2 separate regions of the Homo sapiens genome follow, and region 2 is linked to region 1. Evidence: read pairs that join two places in POLR2A ChIA-PET (ENCODE). Cell type or tissue: OCI-LY7. All regions are shown on one strand. Region 1 has its middle 5.7 kb from the start of TNRC6B-DT. Region 2 overlaps TNRC6B (trinucleotide repeat containing adaptor 6B).

Region 1 (2,500 bases):
GCGATTCTCCTGCCTCAGCCTCCCAAGTAGCTGGGATTATAGGCGTGCATCACCACGCCCAGCTAATTTTTGTATTTTTAGTACAAAGAGAATAGAAGGTAACATTTGTTCATTTATTTAAAACATTTATACACTGCTGGCTGGGCGCGGTGGCTAACACCTGTAATCCCAGCACTTTGGGAGGCTGAGGCGGGTGGATCACGAGGTCAGGAGTTCAAAACCAGCCTGGCCGGTCACTGTGTTAGCCAGGATGGTCTCGAACTCCCGACCTTAGGGATTTCACCATGTTGGCCAGGCTGGTCTCAAACTCCCACCTCAGCCTCCCAAAGTGCTAGGACACGGATGAGCCACCGTGCCCAGTCAGCTTTCTTAACTCTCTGCCTTTTCTTAAGTTTTTCTAACATCGTACTGTCCTCCTTCTTACCTTTTGGGGCGTCGTTCCTTTCCTGACTTCTATCCCGGAGATAAACACTAAGGTCAATTACTAAGGGCTCCTTTTATTGTTTTATTTTTCTCTTTTTCTAATCTTCATAAGTGTTATTTATGAGACTTAACTGTCACCTCTGTATATGCTAGCCTGCATATCCATGCCTCACCTCTCTTCCATACTCCAAAACAAAATCCATATTTACCTGCTGGCATTCTTTTTGTTTTGTTTTTGAGATGGAGTCTCGCTCTGTCGCCCAGGCTAGAGTGCAGTGGTGTGATTTTGGCTCGCTGCAACTTCTGCCTTCCGGGTTTAAGTGATTCTCCTGCCTTAGCCTCCCAAGTAGCTGGGATTGCAGGCGCACACCACCAAATCTGGCTAATTTTTGTATTATTAGTAGAGACAGCATTTCACCATGTTGGCCAGGCTGATCTGGAACTCCTGACCTCAGGTGATCTGCCCACCTCAGCCTCCCAAAGTGCTGAGATTACAGGCATGAGCCACCGCGCCCGGCTGGCATTCTTTGCTACTTCTTCGTACTCAGTATGTTGAAAGTCAAGTAATGCCTCCCATTAGTATTAGTTTCTATTATCGTTAGTTTCTATTAATTATTATTCTATAATTTATAATTATAGTTATTATTAGTGTTTTTCAGTGGTGCCATCATCCTCTCAAGTTTGCAACCCTGGAGCATTTGGAGGGCCATATAATAAACTCTGTTATTTCAAACCTGGAATCCTGCTACTTAGTTACGATACTGGCTGCTGCCCCTTTGCTACCAAGCCAGCCCGGATCCAGCGACCTGAGAGGAGCATGGGTAGTTGGAGCACTTAGAACCCCTTTAGGATTGTAGCATTTCCTTGTGGTCAAAACCCTTCTATGACTTCCCATTGCACTCAGGCCGGTTTGGGATTTTACTTTTTATCCTATGAGGCTCTGTGTGTTCTGGCCTCCCCAACCTTCTCTCACTTCTTTTACACCCCATCCTCCTCTCTGAGCATCTTAACTGCAAGGTCCTTCTTTCAGTTCCTCAAATTGCCCAAGCCTTTTCCGGCCTTAAGGCTTTTGTTTTTGTATACACCTGCACCACTCTCTTGGCTTGGGCTGTCCTTGCTCTGCTCCCCACTAGCTTTTACCCAGCTAACTTCAGGTTCAGATTAAATTGTCACCTCAGAAAGGCCCTCCTTTATGCTCTCGTCCCACTACCCCCATCCACCCTCAGTTAAGACTGGCAGAGCTCCTGTTATTTTTTCATAGCTGTCACCACAATTCATGATTCAGGACCATGTCTGTTTTGGTCCTGAATCTCAGTGTATCTCCAGAGCCTGGCCAAGTGTCAGGCATACAACAGACTTCCAGTAAATATTTGTAGGCTGTGTTGTAAGTCTGGGCTTTTGCTTTTGTTATTTATTGCTGTCCTGTAGTTTTTTTGTTTTTGGGTTTTTTTTTTTTTTGAGACAGAGTCTCGCTCTGTTGCCCAGGCTGGAGTGTAGTGGCGTGATCTCGGCTCACTGCAACGTCTGCCTCCTGGGTTCAAGCAATTCTTCTGCCTCAGCCTCTCGAGTAGCTAGGACTACAGGTGCGCACCACCACACCTGGCTAATTTTTGTATTTTTAGTAAAGATGGGGTTTCACCATATTAGCCAGGCTGGTCTTGGACTCCTGACCTTGTGATCCACCTGCCTCAGCCTCCCAAAGTGCTGGGATTACAGGCGTGAGCCACCGCACCCAGCCTATCCTGTAGTTTCTGGTAGCCTTGCCTACGTCCTCAGTGTCTCCTCTGGGACTTGATCTCACTGTTGGAAGTCTTGCCACAGTGAGATAGATTCCAAAATTGCTGAAGAGGACACCAATCCTGTTCTGAATTGTACCTCTGCATGGAATCCCTTATCACTAAGCCAGACTAGATCTAAACTAAACTGTGCTAAGCTCACTAAGTCCCACAAGTATTGCACCTTGGTTGTCCAGGCTGGGGTCAGCACTTGCAGCTGTTATTCTTCCGTATTTCAACCTGCTCTTGATTTCTTACTCCTCCCTCCACCCAGCATGGGGCTTCTAAAGACGTTGTATACT
Region 2 (2,500 bases), 150 kb after region 1:
ACTGCGTGGAGGGGATAACTGCAGGTGGAAGGAGCTCTGCTCTTGACCGTTTACCTCAGAGTCTGCACTACTGGGTATCTCCAAAGTTACAGCTTGTCAGCATTGCTTCCATCCGTCTTATTTCCACACATTTTGTCTTTTCTTGCTAGCCCTTTCCTTCTCGCCCAGGTTTTCACTAATGTTTGATCTAACACACTGAATTTAGTGAGGAGGACTTCAGGCCATTGTCTTAGACTATGATAAGGCCAAGTTCTGTGTTGAATGGGCTTCAGCCTTGCAGGTTGCATTAGCTCAGTAGCAGGTTTCAAAAAATGCTGGCCACTGATCATCAGCCTGTCTTGTTGAGTATAGTAGAGAGAAGTAGTTATTGGTGATCACATGTTGGTGAGCAAACTTAACTGGTAGCTCAAAACATATTTTTGGTTCTAAGCTATGGGTGCTTCCCAGCCAGGTGTCAGGACACTCTGCAAAGACCTAATATGTCACAGCATGCCAGGCTTACCCCTGTCCAGGGTCTGGCCCACCCCCTTAATGGATTCCCACCAGGGTTGTTTCTGGTTCTATGACCCACTTTGCTCTTTCCATCATTTCATGTCCTGCCATTTGCCCTTCCGTAACAAAAGTCACCTTCATGAGAGTACTCCTTGCGTCTGCTTTAATCTCTTCCAGGTATGTCATAAAAATGCAAAAATGTACAAATTTTGTACATTTGGGTGCTATTTGGGTGGGGAGATGGAGAGAAGGAAAACTGAAGAAGGTAAAATAGAATTGGGAAAACAGCCTAAAAAACTCTTTGATTACTTTGATAGATACCACTTATGGTAATTCTTTAGTTATAATAAGCTCTGTATTTAAAATGAAGTTTTGAGACCAAGTGTTTTCTTTCCTTATACAGCCTGAGGTTCAGTCATCAGAACAGAATCGTGTGGTGAGGCCTTCTGCTTCTGCCAATTTTGTTTTGTTTTGTTTTCATTTCCTGCCACATGGCAGGTGCTGCTGAGAAGTACCTTCAGGAACCACTGAATATTCTAGCCCCATCTTTCTAAGGGTTCGGTGATGTAGAATGCTAAAAGGGTTCGGGCTGTTAGTCAGAGAGGGAGGAGGGTGTCCAGCATCGGCGTGGGCCTCTAGTTGTTCTTTTATTGCCCTTTATGATGTGTCTATTTTGCTTTTTCTTTCCTCCTTCAGTTTTCCTTCTCTCCATCTCCCCACCCAAATAGCATCACCTTCCTCAGCCCTCTACTTTTCATCCCTATTCGCTTCTTAATAAATAAAAGCGAATCAAAAAGACAGCAAAGAGAAAGGAGAAACATTTTATAATGCAGAGTTTTGAGCAAAATACTTAACTCTGTGTCTTTATATGCCACCACATCTCTTTAATTTTTAGAGGATATGAATATTTTGTCGTTTGTATTTCATAAGCCATCTGTACTGTGTTCAGACTCTGTGGGTTCTTTGTTGTTTAATTATAGGAAAAGGAGGTATAGGGCAGGAACTTTTTACATACTTGTGAATTTTGGTCAGTCCTGTGAAATGTAAGCCTCTGGCATTTATTCACGGACCATTGGGATAAACCAGGCATGTAGGTTCAATTTTTTTTGCCTTTGTTGGGATGCTGTGGCCAGTAGCCAGGGCCAGTCATTCCAGATTCATCCCCTGCCACTCTAGTCCCCAGGGACTAACAGAGTCCAGACAGTGTACATTTTCCTGGCTACGGGCTTGACCTTCTGCTTCCTCTGTCCCACTGCATTCCAAAAATGCTAACAAGTGACTAGCGAGCGTAAATTTTATGTGTTGCAAAAGCAGTTGTGGAACTTGGGTTTCAATGTTTGCACCACTATTTGTAAGCAGGATGTTATCTCTAAATGATACATGTGTAACTGACCCAGGGGGGCTGCCTGGCCTCCTTGATGCTCTTCTGTGAGAATAATTGACTCTGGTAGTGACAGAGCTGCCTGCGGCTACTAAGAAGCTCTGCTGTACTTAGGCCACCTGCCATTGTTCTGTCTCTGCTGCTGCTGCTGCTTTTTCTATTTTTAATAAGTTGCCAATTACTTGGTTTTTATAGTGATACCAACAGTTCACTAAAATGGGCATAGGAAAAATGTAGTTGGTTTCTAACCTTCAATTTCACTTATCCAGTGAAATTAATGACATTAAACACTTTCATCAGTTATTATTGTGAAAGTACAGGTACATTTTTATCTTACTGAACATCATGGTTTAGTTTTTCCATTTTGAAGACAGTATACAACTATGTAGCTAAGAGCAGTTTGCCTAACATATGTTAATTTTCACAATGATAATCTCAGGTGTGTTCCACAGATGTGATCTAATAAATTGATCAACTGTTCCTGACCACTACTGGGCCACACTGGAGTGTGCTGAGTTCCCACCTCATAGTGAAAATTGTCAGGATCTTTTGTCTGTTGCATTCACTGATTACCTCAAGCACTTAGTAGAAGTTTAATAAATATTTGTAGCATTGTAGTAAGCAAAC

Evidence for each region. Peaks named below come from ENCODE experiments on the same cell type or tissue, not always from the same donor. Only the 100,000 strongest peaks of a DNase experiment are listed, where the experiment ranks them.
Region 2: POLR2A ChIA-PET joins it to region 1 with 6 read pairs; 15 of 35 experiments call an interaction of 5 or more read pairs at or near these places.

Annotation. Positions count from the first base shown.
Region 1 is chr22:40,048,962-40,051,461 of GRCh38, forward strand. It overlaps a transcript of TNRC6B not described here. Among named protein-coding and RNA genes, the nearest start is that of TNRC6B-DT, 5.7 kb to the left of the region's middle. In OCI-LY7, no CTCF peak of the experiment used is centred here; a DNase peak (open chromatin) is centred at 1,480; H3K4me3 peaks cover 1,849 bases; H3K27ac peaks cover 2,500 bases.
Region 2 is chr22:40,202,766-40,205,265 of GRCh38, forward strand. All of the region lies in intron 1 of TNRC6B (trinucleotide repeat containing adaptor 6B), which reads left to right. Among named protein-coding and RNA genes, the nearest start is that of TNRC6B, 26 kb to the left of the region's middle. In OCI-LY7, no CTCF peak of the experiment used is centred here; a DNase peak (open chromatin) is centred at 986; H3K4me3 peaks cover 870 bases.